Linked DNA regions of Homo sapiens: all the other regions are linked to region 3. Evidence: chromatin loops called from intact Hi-C (ENCODE). Cell type or tissue: PC-9. All regions are shown on one strand.

Evidence for each region. Peaks named below come from ENCODE experiments on the same cell type or tissue, not always from the same donor. Only the 100,000 strongest peaks of a DNase experiment are listed, where the experiment ranks them.
Region 1: it touches region 3 in a loop (14-fold over the local background); 2 of 110 quality-filtered maps call a loop at or near these places.
Region 2: it touches region 3 in a loop (21-fold over the local background); 16 of 110 quality-filtered maps call a loop at or near these places.

Annotation. Positions count from the first base shown.
Region 1 is chr2:24,013,335-24,017,334 of GRCh38, forward strand. It overlaps MFSD2B (MFSD2 lysolipid transporter B, sphingolipid), which reads left to right. Exons shown (of 14, transcript NM_001346880.2): 2 at 1-76; 3 at 2,822-2,946; 4 at 3,511-3,634; 5 at 3,952-4,000. Among named protein-coding and RNA genes, the nearest start is that of MFSD2B, 5.2 kb to the left of the region's middle. RefSeq lists enhancers at 2,737-3,292, 3,293-3,848. In PC-9, no CTCF peak of the experiment used is centred here; DNase peaks (open chromatin) are centred at 1,797, 2,437 and 3,097; H3K27ac peaks cover 2,227 bases.
Region 2 is chr2:24,380,295-24,384,294 of GRCh38, forward strand. No RefSeq gene overlaps it. Among named protein-coding and RNA genes, the nearest start is that of ITSN2, 22 kb to the left of the region's middle. In PC-9, CTCF peaks have their summits at 2,202 and 2,426; a DNase peak (open chromatin) is centred at 2,257.
Region 3 is chr2:23,822,442-23,826,441 of GRCh38, forward strand. It overlaps ATAD2B (ATPase family AAA domain containing 2B), which reads right to left. Exons shown (of 28, transcript NM_017552.4): 16 at 817-1,128. Among named protein-coding and RNA genes, the nearest start is that of ATAD2B, 100 kb to the right of the region's middle. In PC-9, CTCF peaks have their summits at 2,478 (motif pointing right) and 2,679; no DNase peak of the experiment used is centred here; H3K27ac peaks cover 619 bases.

The DNA of each region.
Region 1 (4,000 bases), 190 kb after region 3:
TGGTGGGGTCCCCAACCAGATAGCCTCCAGCGCCACAGCCTTTTACCTGCAGCTTTTCCTGCTTGATATAGCACAGGTAAGTGTGGGCAGTAGCCCAGTCTCTGCTGGCATCTTCCTTGGGGTCTGGTCCTTCCACCCCCACCTCTGCTTCTGCTCCCACTATCCTTGTAGACAGCACTTCTGACACGAGCTCAACAAAAAGCCAGAAGCCAATGAGGGCAAGGTACTCAAGAATGTTTACTGCAGCCTGTTTGTAGTGGGAAAATGAGAAACAATGTAGATCCCCGACAATATAGAAGCAGTTGGCTAAGTAAGCTGTATCATAGCCACATAATAGACCAAGCCTGTCCAACCCGCGGCGGGACGGCTTTGAATGCGGCCCCACACAAATTTGTAAACTTTCTTAAAACAGTATGAATTTTTTTGTTTTTTTTTTTTTTTAGCTCATTAGCTATCATTAGTGTTAGTGTATTTTATGTGTTTATATGTGGCCCAAGACGATTCTTTTTTTTTTTTTTTTTTTGAGACAGAGTCTCACTCTGTTGCCCAGGCTGGAGTGCAGTGGTGTGATCTTGGGGCTCACTGCAACCTCTGCCTCCCAGGTTCAAGCGATTCTCATGCCTCAGCCTCCCGAGTAGCTGGGATCACAGGTGCACACCACCACACTCGGCTAATTTGTTGTTTGTTTTTTTTTTTGAGATGGAGTCTCGCTCTGTCACCCAGGCTGGAGTGCAATGGCATGATCTCGGCTCACTGCAACCTCTGCCTCCCGGGTTTAGCAATTCTCCTGCCTCAGCCTCCAGAGTAGCTGGGATTACAGGTGTGTGCCATCATGCCTGGCTAATTTTTTGTATTTTTAGTAGAGACAACAGTTTCACCATGCTGGCCAGGCTGGTCTTGAACTCCTGACCTCGTGATCCACCCACCTCAGCCTCCCAAAGTGCTGGGATTATAGACGTGGACCACCGCGCCCAGTCTACAGCTAATTTTTGTGTTTTTAGTAGAGACGGGGTTTCGCCATGTTGGCCAGGCTGGTCTCGAACTCCTGATCTCAGGTGTTCCATCCACCACAGCTTCCCAAAGTGCTGGGATTACAGGCGTGAGCCACCGTGCCTGGCCAAGACAATTCTTCTTCTTCCAGTGTGGCCCACAGAAGTCAACAGACTACACTAACATCACTATCAAATAGACTATCATGCAGCCATTCAAAATAATGATCTATACCAGTTGACTTAGAGTGATTTCCATGATGCTCTGGTGAAAAAGAAAAGTTAGTTTTAGAGAAGAGTATATAAAATGATCCCATTTTAACAAAACAAAGACAGGCTCCATATGTGTGTGTGTGGATGGATATGTATATATACATATGTATCTGTCCATGTTTAAAATGTGAGCATGGAGAAAATTCTAGAAGGATATACACCAACTCGTTAATGTTGGCTACCGGAGGGAATGATGGAGAATGGAGGGTAAGTAAAACCAAATTTTTAAAATGAGGTATCCAGCCGAGCATGGTGGCTCACAGCTGTAATCCCAGCACTTTGCGAGGCCGAGGAGGGAGGATCACTTGAGGTCAGGAGTTCAAGACCAGCTTGACCAATATGGTGAACCCCATTTCTACTAAATATACAAAAATTAGCCAGGCGTGGTGGCACACGCCTGTAGTCACAGCTACTCAGGAAGCTGAGGCAGGATAATTGCTTGAACCCAGGAGGTGGAGGTTGCAGTGAGCTAAGATTGCACCACCACATTCCAGCCTGGGCGACAGAGCAAGACTCCCTCTCAAAAACAAAACAAAAACCAACAACAAAAAAATGAGGTATCCAGCCGGGTATGGTGGCTCACACACCCAGCACTTTGGGAGGTCAAGGCGGGAGGACCGTCTAAGCTCAGGTGTTCAAGACCAGCCTGGGCAACATGGCAAAACTCCACCTCCACAAAAAAAAAAAAAATTTAAAAATACAAAAATTAGCTCGGTGTAGAGGAACGTGCCTGTGGTCTCAGCTACTTGGGAGGCTGAGGTGGGAGAATCACCTGAGCCCAAGAGGCAGTGGTTGCAGTGAGCCGAGATGGTGCCACTGCACTCCAGCCTGGGCAACAGAGCGAGGCCCTGTCTCAATTAAAAAATAAAATAAAATAATAAAATGAGGTATCCACGAATGTTTAAGATGACAGTCTGATATGATCCCATTTATATAAACTGATCAATCTCAAGCACACATGAAGAAGCCTATGAAAGGCTGATCATCCAAACGATTCTGGCAGTTGTCTTGGGATGCTGCGATTTCAGATGAGCTTTGCTTAGTATTTTCCTGCATAGTTTGAGTGTTTTTCTAATAAGTGTATTATTTACATAGTCAGAAAAAACAATGCATCCTTTCCATTGTGAAACACAGTGTCCACCTCTGTCAGCCCAGAGGCACCCTCCTTGCTCTGAGCCAGAATGTTTTTCTAATGAGTGTATTATTTACATAGTCAGAAAAACCAGTGAATCCTTTCCATTGTGAAACACAGTGTCCACCTCTGTCAGCCCAGAGGCACCCTCCTTGCTCTGAGCCAGCCCCAGATGAGGGCCCTGGAGTCCTCTCCGCAGTGGCTGACATGAGTACTAATGGGAGTGTGCAGGGCGGCAGCACTCAGCTCCCTCCCCTGGACTCAGCCCCGGGATCAGCATCCTGGGGAAGGCTGAGGAGCCCTTGACACTGTGGCTCTGCCCTCCGGTCCCGGTTCCCAGGCCTCCCTCTTGATGGCAAGCAGGCCTGGATGGGCTCTCTGCTGCTGCTGGGCCTCAGCTCTCTATCCCCTCCCCTGTCTGTTTCAGATCCCTGCCGCCCAGGTGTCACTTGTTCTGTTTGGGGGAAAAGTGTCTGGGGCGGCTGCTGACCCTGTGGCTGGGTTCTTCATCAACAGGAGCCAGAGGACAGGGTCTGGACGGCTCATGCCTTGGTGAGCAACCGCTCAGTCCTTAGGATCCAGGCACCTGGTCCTGGCCCTGAGGTCACTGTTTGTCACAGCCCTATTTCCTAGCAGAAACCCACTGGGTGGTTAGGAGACAAGACTGGATAATATCGCAGGTGCACTGGGGACTGACTGTGAGTGATAAGGAGTTCAGAGACATTCTTGGGGACTCTCCCTCCCCAGATGGCACGGGGCTGGATGAAGCCTCCAAGACTCCCAGGCCTGGCCTGGGGCACTGAGTGTGGGAAGGCTGGGCTGAAGGCCATGCGAGGCCTCACGGAGGAAGTACAGCTCAGTGTCCCAATGTCCACACAGGGAAGGGCACCAGCAGCGCTGAGAGTGCAGCTGGAGCTCCCACGAGGAGTGGCCGCCCATTCCCCACTGCCTCCATGACCCATCGGCCACTTCTCCCCTGCTCCTGGCTCCCACCCAGGGCGCCCCAGCCTAGGGATTCTCAAGGGGCAGAGAAGGGGTGGGGTTCCTCCAGGCTGGGCCCTTTGTGTTCCCCTGTCTGGGTCGGGGGGCCGCTCCACCTCGGCTGTGCTTCCGCAGGGTGCTGGGCTGCACCCCCTTCATCGCCCTGGCCTACTTCTTCCTGTGGTTCCTGCCCCCCTTCACCAGCCTGCGAGGCCTCTGGTACACGACTTTCTACTGCCTGTTCCAGGCCCTGGCCACGGTAAGCAGGGCCCCTTCCTGGGCCTGTGCTCTGGCGAAGCCCATTGCTGGCCATGGCCACTCTGAAGTGTGCTGTGGGGGCAGGGCTGCCGCCCTCCCCACCCGCCTGTGCCTGGACCATGCCATTGGCACTCGCCAGCCTTGCGCGGGACTGGCTGCCCCCTCCTGCCTTTGGGACCCTAGCTCCGACTTCAGGTGGCCAGCTGGGATATGTCACGTTGGCCTGTGGGTGTCGGGATGTGACACCCAGGATGGGGGAGGTCGCCCGCTGTCACCAGGCAAAGCTGGGGGCGGTTCTAAGCTCTGCCGACGCCCCAGTTCTTCCAGGTGCCCTACACAGCGCTCACCATGCTGCTGACTCCCTGCC
Region 2 (4,000 bases), 560 kb after region 3:
CAACATGGTGAAACCCCATTTCTACTAAAAATACAAAAATTATCAGGGTGTGGTGGCACATGCCTGTAATCCCAGCTACTCAGGAGGCTGAGACAGAAGAATTGCTTGAACCTTGGAGGTGGAGGTTGCAGTGAGCCAAGATCACACCACTGCACTCCAGCCTGGGCAACAGAGGGAGACTCCGACTCAAAAAAAAAAAAAAAAAAAAGTAGGTGTATTATTTAATCTATTTTCTAGGTCTAGAAAAGCAAAGGCGCTTCAATATTTAGATACCTACTTTCTAAATCATTATGTGTATGTGTGTGTGTACACTTGTGTGTGTTTGTGTGTCTGTGTTTACTATTTCAGTCAAATGCTGTATCATCAAAGTTAGTTGTATGTGTGAAAGAGAAACTTTGGATTCTAGGTGGACAACCCACTAGATCTTTGAGAAAATATCTATAAATGGAGAATAAGAACATTAGTTACTGTTTTGCAGGCTGGAAATGTGGCCCCATTCCCTCTCTAATCTTCTGCTAAGCCAGGCAGGACTTCAAGATCAAGGCCTAGGTAAAAAGTAGGCCTCCCAGGTACTTTACCCTCAGGGTCACACTTTGATTTTACCCTAGGAAGGGTAAATAAAAAGAAAGGGAAACCAAGAGAAAAAGAGCCCTTTATCTATAAATCCTGACCAAGAGTTTCTCCTCGGCTGAACTTTAGTCATGCTCCTCTGACGGTCCTCTGCACTAGGCCTTGGCCCTGTCCTTGCTGGGCCTGCATAGCCCAGTTTCAGTGAGAATCCTGCTCAGTGACTGTAGTGATACCCTCACACCCTTGATAGCTGGCTTCTTCATCCTCCACCCACAGTGTCTAAGTCCTTGGGTTGCCTTTAGCAACAATCCTATTAAGTTTGTTTAGCAAGAATCCTCTTATCTGCTCTTAGTAATTTTCCATCCATTGACCCCCTCACTCTGCTCCTTGGCTAAAAATTCCCACTTGTCCTTGTTGGATTGAGGGTTGAGCCCAACCTCTCTCCCCAACTCCCAGACTCCATTGCAGCAGTTCCCCAGAATAAAGTCTGTCTTACTGTTCTTTAGCACAGGTCAGAATAATTTTTTCTTTTTTTTCTTGTTTTTTGAGACAGAGTCTTGCTTTGTTGCCCAGGCTGGAGTGCAGTGGTGCAGTCTCAGCTCACTGCAACCTCTGCCTCCTGGGTTCAAGTGATTCTCTTGCCTCAGCCTCCTGAGTAGCTGGGATTACAGACACACGCAACCAAGCCTGGCTAATTTTTGTATTTTTAGTAGAGATGGGGTTTCCCCATGTTGGCCAGGCTGCTCTCGAACTCCTGACCTCAGGTGATCCACCCGCCTCAGCCTCCTAAAGTGTTGGGATTACAGATGTGAGCCACCACACCTGGCCTGAATAATTTTTTCTTTAACAACCCTGACAAATCCACCCCAGGCTATCTCAGGGCTACCTCAGAGAACCACCTTTTTTTTTTTTTTTTTTTTTTGAGATGGAGTCTCACTCTGTCGCCCAGGCTGGAGTGCAGTGTCACAGTCTCAGCTCACTGCAACCTCCGCCTCCTGGGTCAAGTGATTCTTCTGCCTCAGCTTCTCAAATAGCTGGGATTACAGCCGCACGCCACCATGCCTGGCTAATTTTTGTATTTTTGTAGAGATGGGATTTCACCATGGTGGTCAGGCTGGTCTTGAACTCCTGACCGCAGGTGATCCACCCGCCTCAGCCTCCCAAAGTGCTGAAATTATAGGCGTGAGCCACTGCACCTGGCCAGAGAACCACTTTTTAAAATCCAAAGATTTATTTAATCTTATTTATGTATTTAAAGACAGGGTCTCTTTTTGTCGCCCAGGCTGGAGTGCAGTGGTGCGATCTGGGCTCACTGCAACCTCTACCTTCCGGGTTCAAGTCATCCTCCTGCCTCAACCTCCTGAGTAGCTGGGATTACAGGCGCCCACCACCGCGCCTGGCTAATTTTTGTATTTTTAGTAGAGATGGGGTTTCACCATTTTGGCCAGGCTGGTCTCGAACTCCTGACCTCAAGTGATCTGCCCTCCTCGGCCTCCCAAGGTGCTGGCATTTCAGGCGTGAGCCACTGCGTCCGGCCAAAATCCAAAGATTTAAATAGGAACAAGCAGGAAAGGAAAGTCCATGGGTGAGCAAATGCTTCCAATCTCTTAGGTCCTTACATTCTTGTTAAACTTCACCCTTAGCAATAATTAAGCCCCAAAGTCTCCTTGACGTGTATATTTTTTTCCCACAGCAAAGGCGTTAGTGTGAGGAAATCCTTGTGCTCCCCCTAGAGGTTAGAGGGCGCATCCAGCACGTCCTGGCAAAGTGTGTGTGGATGGCGCAGGGTGGGTGGGGTGGGGGGATGCTTGTTGTTTTACTATTAAAGTCAGGAAATCAAGGGTTTTGCATTCTCTCTCCAGGGAGCTTTGCAGAGTACCAGAAATGTCTTGTCTGCACCTTCATGCGGTTTATTTTTCAGTCTTTGCTTGTTCTCCACCTGGGACTCATGAAATCGGTAGTTCTGCCCCTTTACAAGTGTTCCTTTGATGTAATACCCAGGGAGCCAGAGAACTAGGTCAGGACATTCTATCAAGTACAATCCAAGTATTTTTCCAAGTGGACCACCTGCATAAAAATATCCTGAAGAGTTTGTTTAAGATGAAGAATTCTGGGCCCCACCCCACAACCTTCTGAATTGGCATTTCTGGAGGTGAGGCAATTCTTATGCACATTAAGGTTTAAGAACCACTGCTGTACCCTACTTGAGAAGGAATTTCTCCCTTCTATATCTTGTTTAAAATTATGCTGTAGGATGCTATAATCAAACCCATCAGACAGGGTTACAGATCTAATGAGCCCAATAGAAAGATAACATAAGATGCTAGTCTTTCACTCTGAAAACAGAACCCAGCGGGCAAATCACAAGGTCACGAGTTTGAGACCAGCCTGGCCAACATTGTGAAACCCTGTCTCTACTAAAAATACAAAAAATTATCTGGGCATACTGGCGGGCACCTGTAATCCCAGCTACTTGGGAGGCTAAGGCAGGAGAATCACTCGAACCTGGGAAGCAGAGGTTGCAGTGAGCTGAGATCGCACCACTGCATTCCAGCCTGGGTGGCAGAGCGAGACTCTGTCTCAAACAAAAACAAAAACAACAAAAAACTCTTCCCAATTCAATCCCGTGAATCTAAATCCTCAAATATGTAGAAAATGCTTGTCTCTTTTTTTTTCCTTTTTAAAAAAATTTCTCCCATTTTTAAAATGTTTTCATTGTTGTGGGTACTTAGTAGGTATATATTGGGTTACATGAGAATTTTTTTAAATTTTATTATTATTATACTTTAAGTTTTAGGGTACATGTGCACAATGTGCAGGTTTGTTACATATGTATACATGTGCCATGTTGGTATGCTGCACCCATTAACTCGTCATTTAACATTAGGTATATCTCCTGATGCTATCCCTCCCCCCTCCCCCCATCCCACAACAGTCCCCGGAGTGTGATGTTCCCCTTCCTGTGTCCATGTGTTCTCATTGTTCAATTCCCACCTATGAGTGAGAATGTTGCCCAGGCTGGAGTGCAGTGGCGTGATCTTGGCTCACTGCAACCTCTCCTCCCAAGTAGCTGGGACTATGGGCAGTGCCACCACGCCTGGCTAATTTATGTGTTTTTAGGAGAGACAGGGCTTTGCCATGTTGGCCAGGCTGGCCTCAAGTGATCCACCTGCCTGGGCCTCCCAAAGTGCTGGGATTACAGGCGTGAGCCACCGCACCAGGCCTAAAAATTATTATTTTAAAAAGATGACCGTGCCCAGCCTACATGAGATGTTTTGATACAGGCATGCAATGCATAATAATCACATCAGGGTAAATTAAGTATTCGTCACCTCAAGCCTTTATCCTTTGTGTTACAAACAATCCAATTATACTCTTTTAGTTTTTTAGATTTTATTTTATTTTTTGAGATGGAGTCTCACTGTGTCGC
Region 3 (4,000 bases):
GGCTGAGGCAGGAGAACTGCTTGAACCTGGGAGGCAGAGGTTACAGTGAGCCAAGATCAGGCCACTGCATTCCAACCTAGGTGACAGAGTGAGACTCTGTCTCAAAAAAAATAAATTACCAGCCTACATCTCCCACTCCCCTGCTCTATATAATCAGAGTGCTTACCTGCAAGCCTGTTAAGAGGATTAACAGGCCGGGCGGGGTGGCTCACGCCTGTAATCCCAGCACTTTGGGAGGCCAAGGTGGGAAGATCACCTGAGGTCAGAAGTTGGAAACCAGCCTGGCCAACATGGTGAAACCCTATCTCTACTAAAAATACAAAAAAATTAGCCGGGCGTGGTGGCAGGTGCCTGAAATCCCAGCTACTCAGGAGGCTGAGGCAGGAGAATCGCTGTACCCGGGAGGCGGAGGTTGCAGTAAGCCAAGACTGCGCCATTACACTCCAGCCTGGGCAACAAGAGCGAAACTCCATCTCAAAAAAAAAAAAAAAAAAAAAAAAGGATTAGTAAGTGATGATTTAGGGGCTTTAAAGGTTAACCTATTATTATTATTATTACAGTCAACTTTCTAAAGATAGTAATAGCCCTACATTAAGATGATCAGAATGTCCCAAAAGTGAACATTCATTCATTTGTCTTAAAAACATTCACCAGGCAACTACCATATGCCAGGCAATATGCCAGGCCTGGAATATATAGTACTGAATAAACAGATATATTACAAAAGTGACACATAAATAATCTTATGAGGAAACTATATTTATTTATTCCTGTATTTGTTTCATCTTAACAATATAAAAAAGTAGTTTAGAGTACCTTCTTTTTTGTCACTCTGGCTAATTTCAGCATGAGGAAACACTTTTTGCAAGACTGCTAGGATGTTGTTGAAGCTTCTTTCCAGCAGTGGTCTTATGATGGGGGATAGTGCATGCCCTGAAGACATCACAGCACGTTGGGAAGCAGGCACGATATTCTGCATTGCATGGTAAAAATCTTGGGCACTAAGCACTATTGAGGAAACATCCAGCTGCAGTTTATGACTGCTAGCATAGATCTGGGGATAACGCCTCCGCAGTGCAATCAGGGCGGCTTCAGTGCACAGGGCCTTGATATCGGCTCCACAGTAGCCTAATACACAAAAGGAGAAGGATAGCAAAGGTACATTCATTATTCCATGCACCAACTATGTTTTGTAAATATACACATCTTTAGCTAAAGTCATAATCAATACTAAATCAATAACTATGTGCAATTTTACCAGCAAAATGAAAACTAGCCATTTAAAATCACCAAACAAAACTTTGAATAAAGGGCTGAATACTTACATTAAGATTAAAAATGTTTTGAATATTTTTAATTAAAAAAAACATAAGCTAACAATATTAAAACAAAACAAGCTATGTATCTTAAATATGTCCTTGATATGAGCTTTAAAACAAAAGCCATGTATTATGTGATTAACTGATTACAATGTACAACTTTTTTTTTTTTTTAAGAGACAGGGTCTCAAAAAATAAACAAGAGACAGGGGTCTCACTCTGTTGCCCAGCCAGGCTGGAGTGCAGTGGCACAATCCGGCTCACTGCAACCTCTACCTCCCAGCCTCAAGTGGTTCTCCCACTTCAGCCTTCTGAGTAGCTAGGACTACGGGCATGTGCCACCACACTCGTATAATTTTTTTCTTTTCTTTTATTTATTTTTGTAGAGATGAGGTCTCACTACATTGCCTAGGCTGGTCTCAAACTCCTGGGCTCAAGTGATCCACCCGCCTCAGCACCCTCAAGTGCTGGGATTACAGGCCTGAGCCACCACACCTGGCCTACAACGTACAACTTTCTTTAGAAAAAAGTTTTAAAAGAATAATAGTTTCATTTCAGTCCTTCATCAATATTCCTAATCATTAGGTTAGTCCTCATGACATCATACTCACTTATAAATGACTTTCTCTAATATTATTAACTTCCAAACACGTATAAAATAGTATATAAACAGAAACTTCAAAAACAGAGCTATTCTACTACCAACTCTGAGTACAACCAACTATTAACATTCAGTTACTCCCATAATTATCATTTAAAATTGTAATTCATCTGATAGTTCCAAATATATTAAAGTAAATAAGAACATTAAAAATATTTCCACTGATTTTCCACATTAATTTTCTTTTTTTAGTTTAAAATGACTGATAATCTAAGGGTTATACCAACATAAGGTATTATTTATTACCCATGTTTAATGTATGATACAATCAAACAACAGATCAAGCCCCACTGTTTTTAAGTCATTTCATTCATCTGAGTAACAAATACATACAAAAACACATGCTCTGTTGCATCCTTGTCACAAAAAGGAAGAAAAGCTCAAACTAGCCATATTGTTTTCCCTGTTGGCAATTAAACTTGCATTTGGCCACAATTATCAGTTATGCCAGTAGGGGGAACCATTCCAATAGTTATAGAATATTAGACCCTAACTAAGCTTCAACAAACAATACCAGGTTTATTTTTATTTTATTTTTGGGAGACAGCATTATCGCTCTGTTGCCCAGGCTGAAGTGCAGTGGGTGATCATGGCTCACCGCAGCCTTGACTTCCTGGGCTCAAGAAATCCTTCTGCCTCAGCCTGCTGAGTAGCTGAGACTACAGTGTGTGCCATCACATCAGGCTAATTTTTTTTTTTTTTTTTTTTTGTAGAGATAGGGGTCTCACTTTGTCCAGGCTGGTCTCAAACTCCTAGCCTCAATCCTCCTGCCTCACCCTCCCAAAGTGCTGGTATTACAGGCATGAGTCATCACACCTGGCCTATTTATCTTTTTATACCTCACAATGACCTTATAGAACACTTAAATACTGAACTAAAAATGGTGATTACTAAGAAAAACCTATTCAAAGTTAGGGAAAAACTTAATATGACCTAGAAGAACTTAATTCAGAAGACTATAAGCAGATTACGCATTAACATTGTTCCATGACAGTGATCTATCTCACAAATAATTCTTCAGATAACCAAATTTACCACTAGTGTCTCGTTTTATTTTCTATTTCTCAAAGAAACCTGGAAAAAAATTATCTTTTCCTTTTGCATATATACCCATTTCATTAATTCAATAATGTATAGAACACTAGCTCAAAGTTATAAAGAGTTAACAAAGTAATCTAAGTATATGATTATAGAATGTGAATTATGTCTTCCATTTCCGAGGAAATAGGAATATACTACCATCTTCAAACAACATAAACAATCACGTTTCTATTTCTTCTTTAAAAGGATATACACAGTTAATGAACATATTATATGGTCCTATTTTAAGTGCAAAAGCCTAAGTTTAAAAAAATTAAAACTCAGAAACTATTAGGCAAAACAAATAATTAGCCACTAGAAGGCATTTTAGGTAGTAAATGTTACCCATAACATTTATGTTTGCCACAACATGTTAATTACATATATAACAGCAATGTATTATTTATTGATTTATTCCAGACAAAGAAATGATCAATAGACCCCATTTAATGAAGTAGATTTTCACATTAATTATTATAACCAACAGACTTATAAAGAAGGAAATTTTTTTACATTCGCTTATAAGTAAGAATTACCAGTTTATATCTGTGGTTCTCACCTTGATTATCCATCTGAATAAACACTGAAACTGAAACAAAAAAAAACAGATTCCCAAGCCCCACAATAAACCCAGTGAATCAGAATCTCTGGGGGCTTGAAATCATATGTGCATTTCAAGAAAGCTTTAGAAGTGACTCTGATACACACAAAATTGAGAACTACTGATTTAACATACTTCCTTCTAAAACTTTAAAATTGCATCATAACCATGGCTAAATGGGTTATACTTAGGGTAACCACATGTGCTGGTTAGGCCTCTTGTCCTGTCATAATAGCACATCTTTTCACTCTCAAAGCGTCCTTGTTTAGAAAATAAATAATATGATCATTCTAGTAATACTGAAAATATACTACAGCCTTTTAGGCGTTAAAAGTTAAT